Linked DNA regions of Homo sapiens: region 2 is linked to region 1. Evidence: chromatin loops called from intact Hi-C (ENCODE). Cell type or tissue: CD4-positive, alpha-beta T cell. All regions are shown on one strand. Each heading gives the region's core, and the rest is flanking DNA. Links, peaks and the distances in the headings are about the cores only. Region 1 overlaps POU2F1 (POU class 2 homeobox 1). Region 2 overlaps POU2F1 (POU class 2 homeobox 1).

Region 1 (8,668 bases), core at 247-8,246:
CTATAATTATATAGCCACCTTAACAACAAAGGCCCAAGATACAGGAAACAAAAAGGAATAAAATTCAAAGAAGAAATAGACAATTCAACAATAACAGTTGCAGACATAGTATTTATTTGAGCCACGTTAAAAAAAAAAAAATTCAGGCCATGTGCAGTGGCTTATGCCTATAATCCCAGCACTTTGGTAGGCCAAGGTGAAAGGATCGCTTGGGTCCAGGAGTTCAAAACCTGCCTGGGCAACATAGTAAGACCTTGTCTCTACAAAAAAAAAAAAAAATGAGCAAAATTAGCCAGGCGTGGTGGCACGTGCCTATAGTCCTAGCTGCTCGGGAGGCTGAGGTGGGAGGGTCACTTGAGCCTGGAAAGTTGAGGCTGCAATAAGCTGAGATTGTACCACTGAACTCCAGCTTGAGAACAGAGCGAGACCCTGTTTGGGGGAAAATAAAAAAAAGCCGTGAAGGATATACAACATTTGAGCACTATCAACCAACTTGTTCTAACTGCCATCTGCAGAACACTTGGTCCAGCAACAGCAGAAAACACATCCTTTTTATGTACACATGGAACATCCATCTCCCAGGATACTTTTAGCCATAAAACAAGTTTCAGTAAATTAAAAAGGATTAAAATCATACAAAGTGTGTTGTCTGATGACAACTGAGATAAACTAGAAATTAACAATAGAAAGAAATTTGGGAAGTCCCCATGTATTTGAAAATTAAAACATGCATCAAAGAAGAAATAACATTTCTCCTCTATTTTCCTATCAGGCCGGTATTACCCAGATACCTAAGCTTAGATAAATAGCACAAGAAAAAAAAATTACAAACTCATATTCCTCGAGAAAATATAAACCAAAACTCTCAAAAGAATCTTAGCAAGTCAAATCCAGCAACATACTGAAAAAATCGAACGATTATATACATCATGGCCAAGGAGGATTTATCTCCCAGGAATGTATGGTTAGTACAATAACTGAACATCAATTAATGTAACACATTATAATAGTAGAAGAAAGGACAAAAACCACATAATCATCTCAGTGGATACAGAAAAGATATTTGTAAAAATCCAAAACCCATTCATGATGAAAGCTGAAATACAAAGGAACTGCCTCACCTGATAAAGAGCACTTACTAAAACTCTCCAGCAAATAGAATACTTAATGGCAAAAGACTGAATACTTTCCCCACTAAGATTGAGAATTAGGTAAGAGTGTTTGTTTGCTCTTGTGGACTTCTGATTAACATCGTCCTGGAGGTTATAGCCTCCAGTAAGGGGGAGAAAAAAAACGGAAGACAATTTGGAAAGGAAGAAGTTAAACTGCTTGTATTTGCATTATTCTATATGTATAAAAATACTAAGGAATTCACCAAAAAAAGGTATCTAGGACTAATCAATAAATTCAGTATTGTTGCAGAATACAAGATTGATATATAAAAAATAAATTACATTTGTATGTACTATCAATGGACAGTTCAAAAATGAAATTTAGGAAATAACTTGTATGTAACAGTATCAAAAGAATAAAATACTTAGGAATAAACTTAAAAGAAGTGTAAGACTTGAACAATGAAAACTACAATTTGCTGAAAGAAGTTAAAAGAAGTCTAAATAAAGAGACATTTCATATTCCATGTTCATGTTTTGGAAGACTAAGCATTCTTAAGATGACAGTTTTTCTCCAGCTTGAGATATATGTGCATCTCTCTTTCTCTCTGATTTCAAGGTTTATCCACATTATAGCATAAATATATATTTTTTTATTTTATTTATTTTATATATTTTATTATTATTATTATTTGTTTTCGAGACAGGGTATTGCCCTATCACAGTGGCGCAATCACATTTCACTGCAGCCTCAACTTCCCAGGCTCAAGCAGTCCTCCCACTTCAGCCTCCCCGGTAGCTGGGACTATAGCCACATGCCACCCGCCCAGCTAATATTTGTATTTTTTGTAGAGACGAGGTTTTGCCATATTGCCCAGGCTGGTCTCGAACTCCTGGGCTCAAGCAATTCACCCACCTTGGCCTCCCAAAGTGCTGGGATTACAGGCATGAGCCACCATGCTCAGTCTTCCAGCTTGATTTATAGATTCAACAAAATCATAGTAAAAATTCCAACAGGTTTTTTCTTTGTTTTGTTTTAAAGAAATCGATAAACTCTTGGAAGGGACCAAGAATAGCCAAAACAATTTTGAGAAAGAGTGAAATCAGAGGATTTTCATGTCCTAATTTCAAAGTTTACTGTAAAGCAACAATAATCAAAGCAGTGTATTACTGGTATACATATAGATATATAGATTAAATGGAACAAAATTAAGAGTCCAGAAGCAAAACTTTAAATTTATGCTTTATTGATTTTTGACAGAGGTGCCAAGGCAATTCAATAGGGAAAGGACAGTCTTCAACAAATGGTTCTAGGACAACTGGATATCCATATGCAGAAAGAGGAATAGAGGAATTTAGATCCTTACCTTACACCGTGCATAAAAATTAACTGAAATGGATCAAAGGCCTAAATATAAGAGCTGAAACTATAAAGTTGCTAGTAAATAAAGTAGGACAAAATCTTTGTGACCTTGGGTTAAGCACAGAGTTCATATACACAGCACCAAGAGAACGATCCATAAAAGAAAAAAAAATTAGTAAATTCAGCTTCATCAAAAGTAAAATCTTTTGTGCTTCAAAAGCCACAGACTGAGAGAAAACATTTGCAGATCACATATCCAATAAAGAAATTGTGTCTAGAATGTATAAACAACTCTTACAACTCAATAGTAAGAATATAAACAACTCAGATTTTTAAATGGACAAATGTTAGTAGACATTTTACCAAGGAAGATATAGGAGTGACTAGTAAGCACATGGAGAGATATGTGACATTAGCATTACTCATTAGGGAAGTGCAGATTAAAACTGTAATGAGATACTACTTTGTACTCACTAGAATGGCTATAATCAAAAAGACCCAAGATGATAAATGTTGGGAAGGATGTGGAGAAACTGGAACTTTCATGCATTGCTTGTAGGAATGTAGAATGATACAGCTTCGGAAAACATCTTGGCAGTTCTTTTAAACATAAATTTACCGTCCTACCCAGCAATTTCCCCAAGAGAAATGAAGACATTTCTACACAAAAACTTCAATGTGAATGTTTATATAGCAGCCTTATTTATAATATCCAAGAACTGGAAACAAACCAGTGCTCATCAACTGGTGAATGAATAAACAAAATGTGTTATATCTACACAGTGGAATATTATTCAGCCATAAAAATTAATGAGGTGTTGATTCGTGCTACAATGTGGATGAACCTTGAAAACAGAATGTTAAGTAAAAGAAGCCAGATGCAAGAGACTACATATTGTATGATTCCATTTGTGTGAAATGTCCACAAAAATCTAGAGACAAAAAGCAGATAACTAGGTAGGAGTGTGACATGATTACAAACAGGCACAAGGGATCTTTTTTGGGAGTGGAAATGTCATAATCTGGATTGTGATGATGGTTGTATAACTGTAAGTTGATTAAAAGTCATCAAATTTTAAAGCTGGATGAATTTTCATGTGCTTACTAGTCACTCCTATATCTTCCTTGTTAAAATGTCTACTAACATTTGTCCATTTAAAAATCTAAGTTGTTTATATTCTTACTATTGAGTTGTAAGAATTGTTTATACATTCTGACACAATTCCAGTTCCTTTATTGGATATGTGATCTGCAAATGTTTTCTCTCAGTCTGTGGCTTTTGAAGCGCAAAAGATTTTACTTTTGATGAAGTTGAGTTCACTGATTTTTCTTTTCTTTTATGGATCATTCTCTTGGTGCTGTGTCTGTGAACTCTTTGCTTAACCCAGGGTCACAAAGATTTTGTCCTACTTTATTTACTAGAAGCTTTATAGTTTCAGCTCTTATATTTAGGCCTTTGATCTGTTTTAGTTAATTTTTATGCACAGTGTAAGGTAAAGATCTAAATTCCTCTTTCTGCATATGGATATCCAGTTTATAAGTTGTATCTCAATAAAAGCTGTTTGAGAAAAGACAAGACAGGGCGGGAAGCACAGGGAAGTGCCAGGTACTATATACACACCTTGACTATAGCTTCCTACTGCCCCTGTGAGGTGGTTGGTGGTATCTTATTTTGCTGTTGAGGACATTGAGGCTCAGCAACAATAAGTTCACTAGTCAAAGTTACCCAAGTAATTAAATTGCCAAGTTGCCAAGAATTTACAGTCATGAAATACATATATTGATGAAAACATGACTCACTGACTGGGATAATTAATTTGAAGATAATTTTAAGTTGTTATACCATAATGCTTATTTATATAACATTTATATTGGAGACGCCTAGAACAATTTTGAATGCTTCTGGAGTCATCATCTTCTGGCCTAGGTTAAATTCACTGATAAAATTTGACTGGGATTTTCTTTGTAAACTTAAGGGATTTAAGAAAACAGTTGGTGAATGATTTGAAGGTGGCTGGAGAGTAAAGAAATAACTATTTTAAGCCTTTTGAGCTCAAGATATTAGGACTTATAAAAATAGGCAATTCAATTTCAGAACTTTGAAAGGGAAGTAGTACCCATAGGTAAAATCAGGTTAGATAAGGTGAGAAATTGGTCAAAAAAAGATTGAAAGTACATTGAAATTGCTTAGCATGGAAGAGAAATAAAAGATGTTCACCTTACTATGTGACAGGGGGCATGTCTTAAGAGAAGATTAAAGCGAAAAAGGGTATATGAATCTGCCTAACACAGGACCCTACACAGCATCCAGTGTTCAGTGGTTGATTGTTCTGAGAGATTTAGAACCAAAGAAGTAATGAACGAAAATAGGATTCATAGTATCTACAAAGATGTAATGATATTTAGGGGCAGTGGCAATAAAAATAAATCACTTATATTTTTCAGAAGGGTAGACAGAGGAAGAAAGCCTTCCTTTTTATTTAACAATAAGAACATTATGTTTACCTCATTCATTTGGCAGCCACTTTTGCACAGCTTTATAGGAGGTGAAGAAAGTAGTCAGTGCTGAAATAAATGATGTCTGAGTCTCTCCCAACCCTGTGACATGTGATAAAAACTGAAGAGTGGAAGTGAGAGTTCAATTCTAGATGTTCTTAGTACAGACCAGAAGAAGGTTTTAAAACAGATTTTTGGAAGGACAAAATTGCCTGAATTTGTAACAAGATTGTTATGAAAGAAGAGCATGTTCTGAAGCTTGGTAAAAGATTTCATCACCAAAAAATGTTATTATTATTATTATTATTATTTTTAACGGAGTCTTACTTCGTCACCCAGACTGGAGTGTAATGGCGTCATCTCGGCTCACTGCAACCTCCACCTCTTGGGCTCAAGCAGTTCTCCTGCCTCAGCCTCCTGAGTAGCTGGGATTACAGGCGCCCACCACCATGCCTGGCTAATTTTTGTATTTTTAATAGAGACGGGGTTTCACCACATTGGCCAGGCTGGTTTCGAGCTCCTGACCTCAAATGATCCACTCACCTCAGCCTCCCAAAGTGCTGGGATCACAAGCGTGAGCCACCACACCTGGCCTTGTCTTACCATTTTCAGTGGGGCTACTAGAAATTTTTAAATTACATATGTCTTGTATTTCTGTTAGACAACACTGATCTCAAACATTAAATAATCCCAGCAAATGTGTTTTAGTGTTTAGTAATGATATATTTAATGTCAGTTAGTCATTTATATCCAAATGTTCATTCTCCTTAAACCAAAAGCATATTCAGGCACTTTTTTCTAAGACCTCACAAATAATTTCTTTTTTTTTTTTTTCTTGAGATGGAGTCTTGCTCTGTCGCCAGGCTGGAGTGCAGTGGCGCAATCTTGGCTCACTGCAACCTCCGCCTCCCAGGTTCAAGCGATTCTCCTGCCTTAGCCTCCCGAGTAGCTGGAACTACAGGCGCGTGCCACCACGCCCAGCTAATTTTTGTATTTTTATTAGAGGCAGGGTTTCACCATGTTGGCCAGGATGGTCTCAATCTCTTGACCTCTTGATCTGCCCACCTCAGCCTCCCAAAGTGCTGAGATTACAGGTGTGAGCCACCATACCCGGCCTACAAATAATAATTTCTTAGATCTTAATTTTTATGCTTTTATGAGATTCATAGTATCATTGTATGTTGTTTTTTTTTTTACCACAATGGACTTTTTGAGAGCTAATTTTTATTACAGAATAGTTGTTTGAATGTAGAGAAGGCATGTAGTCATTTTTATACTATGTTGTTGTTGATACTGAATTCTTAGAAAAGCATATAACTTTCTGTTTTTCTTCTCCTTGTTTTGATTTTTCTGAGGAGACCCCTAAGGAGATTTCTGAATGAAAAGAGCTTTACAGAAGTTTTTCTTCTTTTGCTTTCTTTTTCTTCCCCAGAGCAGTTGTATTCCATAATTAGAGCTTCTATGATTCTTTTGTTTCTTGAATAGGAAACAGGCAATGGAAAACTTCTCTGTTTCTTTCATTGCTCATATCTCTTAAAGTAGGGTTCCTAGCTGTGATCCTAAAATGTTTGGTTTTGTAGTTAATTTCCATAAAAGCACTAAACTAGGTTATTAAAGGACAGCTTTACTAGGTGGTAGGTTAATTATTCCATTGATTATAGAGTTTGGCTGAGTAAAGCCACCATTCTTCCAAAACCATTTACAAAAGGTCATCTTCTAATCTGTTTGTCTTTTCAGGCACTTCAGACACCACCTCCAACAACACAGCAACCGTGATTTCCACAGCGCCTCCAGCTTCCTCAGCAGTCACGTCCCCCTCTCTGAGTCCCTCCCCTTCTGCCTCAGCCTCCACCTCCGAGGCATCCAGTGCCAGTGAGACCAGCACAACACAGACCACCTCCACTCCTTTGTCCTCCCCTCTTGGGACCAGCCAGGTGATGGTGACAGCATCAGGTTTGCAAACAGCAGCAGCTGCTGCCCTTCAAGGAGCTGCACAGTTGCCAGCAAATGCCAGTCTTGCTGCCATGGCAGCTGCTGCAGGACTAAACCCAAGCCTGATGGCACCCTCACAGTTTGCGGCTGGGTAAGGCGCTTTCTCATCTCATTCACGTCTGAGGTGGAGGTCATCCCTGGAATTACTCACAGGGGAGACTTTACATCACTGACTTAGATGGGGAAAAAAATGTCTTTAAAGCAGTAATCTCTTTGAAGTGGGCTGTTTTGTGATCATACAAGGACTTTGATTATAGTTGAGTTTATGTTTCTTAACACCCTGGGAAGGGCAGTAGTCATACCTTTGTTTCCAGATGAAGACCCAAAATACCAGGTCACTAATTACCTTAGTGACGGGGCCAGGAAGAAAGCCTAGAATTCTTGACTCTTATTTTCCCCATTAAACTCTCTCAACTGCCTACTTCCTAATTCTCAAGCATAGATAAGAGATGTAATAGGAGTCTCAATTTTATACTGTTATTGTCACACATTATAAGAATTATCTTGTAAATATATCTTTTTCTCTAGAATGTTTCTTTCATTTTGGAAAGAAAGAGAAATAAGTCTTTCAAAGAAGGGTCAAAATGACTATAAAAGTTTTACATTTTGTGCTGATCATAACCTCGTTTGTATGAGTAAGCATCCAGGAAAGCAGTAACTGAGAAGCACAAACCATAGAAGAGTAAAGAAAAATAAATATTTCCACCTATTTCCCCAGCTGGATTTTCGTTTTGTAAGTTCCTTTTGGTGTGTTGTCAAAATGAGACCTGCGTCTGCATGGTAATAAAGTGACTCCTCTTTTGGACTTGCAGAGGTGCCTTACTCAGTCTGAATCCAGGGACCCTGAGCGGTGCTCTCAGCCCAGCTCTAATGAGCAACAGTACACTGGCAACTATTCAAGGTCAGTAGAAGCCTTTTTCTTAATTTGGTGGCATGCACGTGTGTGTGAGTGTGTGTGTGTGTGTGTGTGTGTGTGCTTGAGACAGAGATAGAGGAAGTCTGCTTTGCTAGAGGTAAAAGTGATGGGAAAGAGTCAAATGCTGACTAACTTGTTCTTGAGAACTAAGAAAATGTCCTCGTAAAAAAGCTTTGTAAGAAAAGTATAGGTGTTAGTATGTGAGTAAAAGCAGGAAATATACTTAGTTTGGTATATGGTAAAAAACCAGAACTTTCATGCTAATATTGATCTTATGTGAGTAGACTTGAAGCCAGATTTTTTTCCCCTGATAAGTTTATCCCAAGTATTAATCTAAAACCCGTCTCTAGGCAAACTTGACCAAGTAAGACTCTCCAGTTCCCAGCTGCACTCCTGAGAAAGCTGTGCATGGGAAAGTCCTGTAATGAACAAACATTGGAACACATCAGGTGGACCTCAGGAGTGCTTTTAATTCTCATTAAGTTCTGCTCTTTTTATATCGCCGTTAGTGTAGAACATATATTCTCTTGGATTATAATGTCTCTTTTCCAAGCTCAGCTGGGTTCCTTTTGCCTTTTAGCATGTTACCCAGGGCAATATTCATTCCATATACTGAAGGGTTCCACTTGTTTAGTACCTAAGCTTTCTGTCTAAAAATGTTTACTGTTATGTGATTCAGGGAGACAATTTGAGAGACATCACTAATTAATTAGAATTTTTTTCTTAAAATAGTTTTGCTAAGAGGCTGAGGCAGGAGGATCACTTGAGGCCATGAGTTCAAGACTGCAG
Region 2 (8,668 bases), core at 460-8,459, 54 kb before region 1:
CTTGGGCAACAAGAGCGAAACTCTGTCTCAAAACAAACAAAATTAGCTGGGTATGGTGGCACATGCCTGTAATCCCAACTACTTGGGAGGCTGAGGCAGGAGAATCACTTGAACCTGGGAGGCGCAGGGTTGCAGTGAGCCGAGATCGCGCCACTGCACTCCAGCCTGGTCAGGAAGAATGAAGCACCATCTCAAAAAAAAAAAAAAAAAAAAAAAAGAAAGAAAGAAAAAAAAGAAAAGAAACTATTAATGTTATATCTTAAGTAATGATTAAACGTCCTAAGGAAAACTAGATTTTATAGGAGTTAAGATTTTGGAAATATTATTTATAATTAGGCTGGCCCTTAAAGTCTTCTTGAAGGAAGTAGATTCCAGGCTGGATATTTCATAATGACTAGGATTTTCAGAGCTAGAGAGGAGGGTGAAGGATATCTGCATTTTCATCCTATTTGAGGGTTTCACCTTAGCTTTCTCCCTGACTCTCCTCTCCTCCCTCCCACCTCTTCTTTTCTCCTTCTTTCCCTAATGTGTAATGTTTCCTCTCTCATTTATACATTTTAAAATTAATGTTCATAGGATATAGATTTCCATTCTCATTTGTGGAAAAATGACAACAGGAATAGGATAAAGGAGAGGACTGTCCTCCCACCGCAAAAATAGATGCACACCTGGGCAGAATTCAAACAGCAGAAGTGTGTCTCTTTTAAGAGACTGGAGACTGATTGCTTTGGAGATGACATTGAAGGATAAATTGAAAGGATGCCCATTTTAGGAAAATTTTAGCAATAAAAATTAAAGCTGTTATCACAACTTAATGGTAATACTCATCATGGTAGAGAATTTGAAAAATACAGAATAATGTATTCACTATTAACATTTTGATGCATTTCCTATTTGAAGACGTTTTTTGACAAAGTTGTCCTTTATAAAATGTAATATTTCTTGTGGGCTATAAAATTTGATTTGATTCCTTTTTAAAAACTTTATTTTAATGTAAAAGAAATGTAGTTGAAGTAGCTAGCTGTGAGATAGATAGCAAAGGCCAGAATTCTACTACTTTGTCATCTTATGTCCCCTTATGAGCCTGATCATGGCCTCAATTACTGATTTGTCACTTAGCTAATATTTGTGAATGAGCATTGAATTGGAGTCCTTCGTCATTGGATGGTTTAGTAGAAAGGGCAATTGGGAGAGAGTTGAGGCAGGGGTGCTAGACAAATCGGTGGAAGGCTCGGAATTTCAGTCTGAGCTCAATTACTATCCAGCTTGGTTATTTCAGTGGAAGTATTTCTGTATATTAGAAAAAATTTCTTATTTGTAAAACAAGGAGCTTGATTAGTTCTTTTTAATGTCCCTTTCAGCTTTACCATTTCCAAAATATGAAATAAATAGAATCATGTGGATGTACCCTTTGAATCTGGCTGCTTTTACTTAGTATAGCGGGCTTGAGATTCATATTCATCTGTGTCATATGTACTTTAGCTCAATTTTATTTCTTCCCTCACTCCCACAAAATGTTGAGGAAGTACCAAATGTGTTTTCGTAGTAAGAAGGTATAGATTATTGCTTTTGGGTTAGAGAGATGGGAAACATGAAAGAAAATAGCATTTGAGCTGAGCGCTGAAAGACATTTAAATGCCTGAATCCTGTGCAAAGCTGAGTAATATGAACTGTTCATGAAGGGAAGAAACCTTTGCCTATTTGATCCTTGACTGCTGGCTATGAAGAGAAAAACAGAACTTTCTGGGAGATGAGGACTCTCCAGTGCTTGAACTTAATATAAATCCAACTGTCTCTCAGCTGGGTCTTCACTGTCACTGGTGCTAACCTTGGATTCACCTCTAATTTATTCCCTGTCACATTTTTCATTGCATATTTCCAGTCTTCTCTATTTCTGTTTTGCTCTTTCGTTTTCTGAAAATATCTGCCTTTTGATTACTGAAAAAATTGTAGCTGTCTGATTTGAGCCTCACCACCTCCCTCTTCAATACTTTACATTTTTCTGTTTTTACCTACCTTCTCCTTTTTTTTTTTTTTGCATCTGACAAAGAAATATCTCTCTTTACCCCCACCGCCTCCATTATTTGAATTGTCTTCTCGTACCCTTCAGGTTTCTGCCCTATCTTTCAACCGCTATTGTTCTTACCTTTTCAGCATATCCCTTCCACAGACTCTTTCAGTCTTTTAAGTTTGCTCAGGTTTTATCAACCTCAAGTCTTTCCTTCCACCCTATCTGCCCCTTTGAATTATCATCCTCACGCTGTCCCGCCAGTACCTGACTTATGAAAGAAACGATCATCACTCACCACCTTGGCTTCATTATTACCTGCTTTTGCCTTTATTCCTTGCAATCTGGATGTGTACCCAGAATTTTGTTGCACTTTTTTTTATTGTTGATTCTTTTACGATTTTATGCAAAAGTAATTGTAAAAACTTGTATGTAAACATGAATGTAGCGTTTAAGTACTCATATCTACCACTGTGGCCATAAAGTAGAATGTTACCATTCCTCAGAAGGCTTCTGTAGGCCCACCCTGAACATATTCCATTTTTCTACCACAAAAATAACCACTATCCCGAAGTTAGCGTTAATGGTGACATTGCTTTTCACTCAAAATATTTTTCCATCTACATATTTATCCTCAAATAACACATTACTTAGATTTGCCTGTTTCCATAATGAAATTGAATTATACTGTACCATGGATATTTTATTACTGATTTCTTTTGCTCAACATTATGTGTTTGAGATTCATCCATGTTAGTACATATACCTATAATTCATTTTCACTGGATATAATATCCCATTGTATGACTACATTAGAATGTTTGTTTATTCCATTATTGATGGACATTTGGGTTATTTCTAGGCTTTTGCTATTACAAATAATATGGCTATAAATGACTTTGTACTTATCTCTTGATACATATTGTGAAAAAGTCCCCAGAGTATTTTCTTTATTTTTATTTATTTATTTATTTTTTGACAGAGTCTCACTCTGTCACCCAGGCTGGAGTGCAGTGGCACAATCTCAGCTCACTGCAACCTCGGCCTCCCGGGTTCAAGCAATTCTCCTGCCTCAGCCTCCCTAGTGGCTGGGATTACAAGCACCCTCCACCACGCTCAGCTGATTTTTATATTTTTAGTAAAGACGGGGTTTCACCATGTTGGCCAGGCTGGTCTCAGACTCCTGACCTCAGGTGATCTGCCCGTCTCGGCCTCCTGAAGTGCTGGGATTACAGGTGTGAGTACCCAGAGTATTTTCTTAATAGTGTTATTGCTGAACTTGTTCTAATGTTACTTAGTACTGCCAGCCAGTTTTCCAGAGCATTTGTACTGGTTTATACTGCTACTAATAGCAACTGGGATTAACCGACTTTGCAATTTTAGCCAATTTATCAGGTGTAAAATGGTATCTCATTGGGGTTTTAATTTGCATTTCCATAGTTTCCAAGCAGATTGAACATCTTTTCCTGTGTTTATGGGCCATCTGTGTTTCTTCCTTTGTTAAATTCCTGTTCATTTATCTTGCCTATTTTTTCTGTTGGGTTGACTTTTTCTTATTGACTCATAGGAGTTCTTTGTGTATTCTGAATACTAATCCTTTGTTGTTTGTATGGATTGTAAATATTTTCTTTTTTCAATTCACTTTATGTAGCCCTTTGATGAGCTTTTAATTTTAAAGTAGTTAAATTTATGTGTTTTCATCTTTTGGTTCTTGATAAAGAAATTCTTCACTTTCCCAAGGTTAGAATGATATTCTTTTATGTTATCTTCTAAGAATGTTATAGTTTTGCATTTCACATTTTGGCTTTTAATCCTTCTGAAATTTTCATTTTTCTTTCTTTTTTTTTTTTTAGTATAGTGTAATGTGTCTAGTTTTTTGTTTTTTGTTTTTTAAATAGATACCCAGCTACCCCTTTATTAAAAACTCCACCCTTTCCTCATTGATCTGTCATCTTTCATCCCTTCCTCACCTCTGTCATGTTTCAAGTGTTCATAGGTGTGTGTACCTCTGTCTCTAGACTCTGCACTGGTATATGTGTTGATCCCTATGCTAATACCACACTGCCTCAATTATTATTGCTCTCTAAATGTTAATATCTTGATAATCCACGTCTCCATGTTTTAAAGAACATCTTGGCCCCATGCCATTCTATGTAAATTTTAGAATCAACTTGTTAAGTTCTACCCCTCTGCTCCAAAAAAAAGACAGAGAGAAAATAATTTATTGAGATTTTCATATGAATTTACTTTGAATCCATAGGTCAGTTTGGGGAGAACTGACATTTTTACAATATTGAGCTGGCATCTGTCTATACAACTGGCATACTATAATAACTGCACATTTTTAATTACTATTTTTTTTCACTATGTTGCTCAAGCTGGTGTCAAACTCCTGGCCTTAAGCGATCCTCCCACCTCTCAAATCTCTGGGATTATAAGTGCGAGCCTCCATGCCCAGCCATGTCTTTGTTTTTAAATAAAGTTTTATAATTTTCTGCCTATGGAACTTGCTGTATTTTGATAGATTTATTTTCAGGACTTTGTATCTTTTAAGTGTTTATAAATAAAATCTTTAAAAATTGTTTTCATTTGGAATATACAAAGACAATTTTATTATTATTATTATTTTTTGAGACAGGGTCTCACTTTGTTGCCCACACTGGAGTGCAGTGGCAGGATCATGGCTCACTGCAGCCTCGACTTCCCTCAGATCAGGTGATCCTCCCACCTCAGCCTCCTAAGTATGTTACTTAGTACTGGGACTATACTGTTACTAAGTAGCTGGGACTATAGGCACGTCCCACCACGCCTAGCTAATTTTTCTTTTTCTTTTTTTTTTTTTTTTTTCTTGTAGAGGCGGGGTTTCACCATGTTGCCCAGGCTGGTCTCTACTCCTGGGCTCAAGGGATCTGCCCGCCCTGGCTCACGCCTGCTAGGATTACAGGCGTGAGCCACCCTGCCTGGCCACAAAGGCAGTTTTAAAGTAGATTTTGTGTGCTGCATCCTCATTAAACTCTCTTATTCTAATAATAAATTATTAGATTCCTTAGAACATTCTGTACACACAAATCACCTGCAAAGGGTTTTATTTTGTTTTTTCCAACTCAGATGTTTTCTTTTTTGTCTTGTTTTGCTGGATAGGCCTTGGAGTATGATAGAAGTAGTAGTAGTGTTACCAGTGGCAAATATCCAAGTTTCACAGCATCAAATGTGTTACCGGTAGAAGGTATTTGAGTCACTGGCGGCAAATATATACGGGTCTGCAGCAACTTCAATTCTTGCCTCCTCAGAAGAAAGAATTCGACTGAGGGGCATAAGGCAGCAGAAGAGACCAAGGCAAGTTTCAGAGCATGGGTGGAAGTTTACTTACAAAGGCTTTAGAACAGGAAAGAAAGGAAAGTACACTTAGAAGAGTCCCAAGCAGGCACCGAGGTCAAGTGCAGTGTTTAACCTTGATCCTGGGACTTTATAGGCTGGCCCCTTTCCCATGATTCTTCCCTTGAGGTGGGCTGCCCACATGTGTAGTGCCCTCCTTACCCTTGGGAGGTGAGCAGGCGCAGTGTGTTTAGGAAGTTGTAGACATGCCCATCTGAGGTTTTCTTCCCTTTTCTGGTGGTGTGCCCCCAGAAGGTCATATTCCGCCATTTTGTCTCTTAATGCACATGCTCAAGAAATTACTTCTCCCTGGTCCCTGCCTTCAATTAACACTTTAGCACAACAGGTGTGGACCATTAGGAAATGGCCTTTCCCTGAAGCCGGCTGCCAATTTATCACTTAGGCAATATGAAAACTGCCAGACCATCACCCGACATTCCTAGTGGGCAAGGGAAGAGCCCTCTGCCCTGCTCATGCCTGTCTACCTATTGTAACAGTAACTGGCCCCCTTATCTTCTTCTTAATCTTAAAGGAAATGCTTTTAATTTTTCACCATAAACTATGATGTTTATTTATTTTAATGCTTATTCTTTATCAAGTTAAAGAAACTTGTATTCCTATGCCAAGATTGCCCCCCCTCCCCCACGCCTCCCCCCCCACCCCCCCCCCACCCCCCCCCGCTTCTTTGTGAGACGGGGTCTCACTTTGTTCCCCAGGCAGGAGTGTAGTGGTGTGACGTGGGCTCACTGCGGCCTCAACCTTCTGGGTTCAAGCAGTCCTTCCCCTCTCAGCCCAAGTTGCTGGGACTACAGGTGTGCACCATCACGCCTGGCTGATTTTGGTATTTTTGGTAGAGATGGGGTTTCATCATGTTGCCCAGGCTCATCTCAAACTCCAGAGCTCAAATAATCCACCTGCCTCAGCCTCCCAAAATGCTAGGATTACAGGTGTGAGCCAGCACACCCAGTCCTTATGCCAAGAATTTTTATCATAAGTGGATATTGTATTTGTCTAAGAGTTTTATGCATCTTTTGAGATTTCTATATGATTCCACCCCGCCCTTTATTGAACTTGGTGAATCTTATTAATTGATTTTTTTTTTTTTTTTTTTTTGAGACAGAGTCTCACTCTGTCTTCAGGCTGGAGTGCAATGGCGCTATCTCGGCTCATTGCAACCTCCGCTTCCTGGGTTCAAGCAATCCCCCTGCCTCAGCCTCCTGAATAGCTGGGACTACAGGCGCACATCACTACACCCAGCTAATTTTTGTATTTTTAGTAGAGATGGGGTTTCACCGTGTTGGCCAGGATGGTCTCGATCTCTTGACCTCGTGATCTGCCTGTCTCGACCTTCCAAAGTGCTGGGATTACAGGCATGAGCCACCGCATCTGGCCTAATTGATCTTTTTTCTTTTCTTTTTTTTTTTTTTTTTTTTTTTGAGACGGTGTTTCGCTCTTGTTGCCCAGGCAGGAGTGCAGTGGCGCGATCTCGGCTCACTGCAACCTCTGCTTCCCAGGTTCAAGTGATTCTCCTGCCTCAGACTCCCTAGATCTACCTTAGCCATAATATTTTATATTAGTAGATTAGGTTTGCTATTATTATTTAGTATTTTTTCATATATGTTTATGAATGAAACTGGCTTGTATTTATATTTTTCACACTTTATCAGGTTATGGTATCGAGGTTATGCTGGTCTCATAAAATGAGTTAGAAGTGTTTCTGGTTTTGTTGTTCTCTGGAAACGTTTGTGGAGGATTAGAATTATTTGTTCCTTGAATTTTTGGAAGCACTTGGGTAAAATCAACAAGGCTTTTTATTCTCTTGGGAAGATTTTTACTTACCTACTAATTCAGTTTCCTTAAATGCTGTGGGACTCTATGGATTTTCTATTTCTTCTTGAGTCAGTCTTGATAAATTATATTTTCTATAGAGTTATTCATTTTTAAGTTTTAATTGTATTGACATGAAACGCTTCACAATATATTCTTAATCTTTTTATTATCTGCAGCTTTTTTTTTTTTTTTTTTTTTGAGACAGGTTCTGACTGTGCTGCTCAGGCTGGTCTTGAACTCCTGGCCTCAAGTAATTCTTCTGCTTCAGCCTGTCTAGAGTGCTGGGATACAGGCTTGAGCTACTGCACCTGACCTGCAGCAGTTTTTGATAGGCCTTTTTGTTACACTTAAATTGTTTGTTTGCTCCTTCTCTCTTATTTTCTTGTTCCATCTTACCAGAAGTTTATACGTTACAAAGTGACAAGATTCTTTTGAAAGAACCAAGTTGGTGTTTCTATTATGTGGAAGTTTTTTTTAATGGTATTCATTATTGGTCTTACCTTTATTATTACCTTTCCCTCTATTTTCTTTGGATTTATTTATTTCTCAGTGCTCTTATCCTTATCTTCTCTGTACCATTTAATAGTATTAAACCACTCCATCCTTGTAGCTTTCTCATCCCTGGCTCCTGAAACACACTAGACTTTTTTTAAAAAAAAAAAAACTATTTTTGTTTTAGATGTAGGGGGTAAATGCACAGGTTTGTTACATGGGTATATCGCCTGATGCTGAGGTTTGGGATTCTAATGATTCTGTCACCCAAGTAGCAAACCTAGTACCGTAGGTAGTTTTTCAGCCCTTGCCTTCTCCTTCCCTTCCCCCTTTTGGAATCCCTAGTTTCTGTTTCTGTCTTTGTGTCTTATGTGTTTAACTCCCACTTAAATGTGAGAATATGTGGTATTTGGTTTTCTGTTCCTGTGTTAATTCACTTAGGAAAATGGCCTCCAGCTGCATCCGTATTACTGCATGGATTTTGTTCTGTTTATGGCTGCATAGTATTCCACGGTGCATATGTACCATATTTTCTTTATCTAATCCACTGTTTTGGGCACTTGGGTTGATTCCATGTCTCTGCTGTTGTGAATAGTGCTGTGATAAACATGCAAATGCAGGTGTCTTTTGGGTAGAACGATTTATTTTTCTTTGGGTATATATCCAGTAATGGGATTGCTAGGTTGAATGGTAATTCTGTTTTTAGTTCTTTGAGAAATTGCCAAACTGCTTTCCACAGGGACTGAACTAATTTGCATTCCTACCAACAGTGTGTACGTGGTTTTTTTTTTTTCAGCTTTGTCAACATTTGTGGGTTTGTTTTTTTTTTTTTTACTTTTTAATAATAGTCTGCCTAGTGTGAGATGGTATCTCATTGTTATTTTGATTTGTATTTCTGATGATTAGTGATGTTGAGCATTTTTTCATGTTTGTTGACTTGCTTGTATGTCTTCTTTTGAGACG

Evidence for each region. Hi-C counts contacts between places; a loop is a spot of excess contacts. Peaks named below come from ENCODE experiments on the same cell type or tissue, not always from the same donor. Only the 100,000 strongest peaks of a DNase experiment are listed, where the experiment ranks them.
Region 2: a loop joins it to region 1, with 3 times the contacts of the local background. A loop is called at or near these places in 2 of 110 quality-filtered maps.

The regions. Positions count from the first base shown.
Region 1 is chr1:167,405,251-167,413,918 of GRCh38, forward strand. It overlaps POU2F1 (POU class 2 homeobox 1), which reads left to right. Exons shown (of 16, transcript NM_002697.4): 14 at 6,709-7,054; 15 at 7,776-7,864. Among named protein-coding and RNA genes, the nearest start is that of CD247, 110 kb to the right of the region's middle. RefSeq lists a silencer at 7,728-7,928. In CD4-positive, alpha-beta T cell, for the core only: no CTCF peak of the experiment used is centred there; a DNase peak (open chromatin) is centred at 4,122.
Region 2 is chr1:167,351,327-167,359,994 of GRCh38, forward strand. The region is part of intron 2 of POU2F1 (POU class 2 homeobox 1); the gene reads left to right. Among named protein-coding and RNA genes, the nearest start is that of POU2F1, 130 kb to the left of the region's middle. In CD4-positive, alpha-beta T cell, for the core only: no CTCF peak of the experiment used is centred there; no DNase peak of the experiment used is centred there.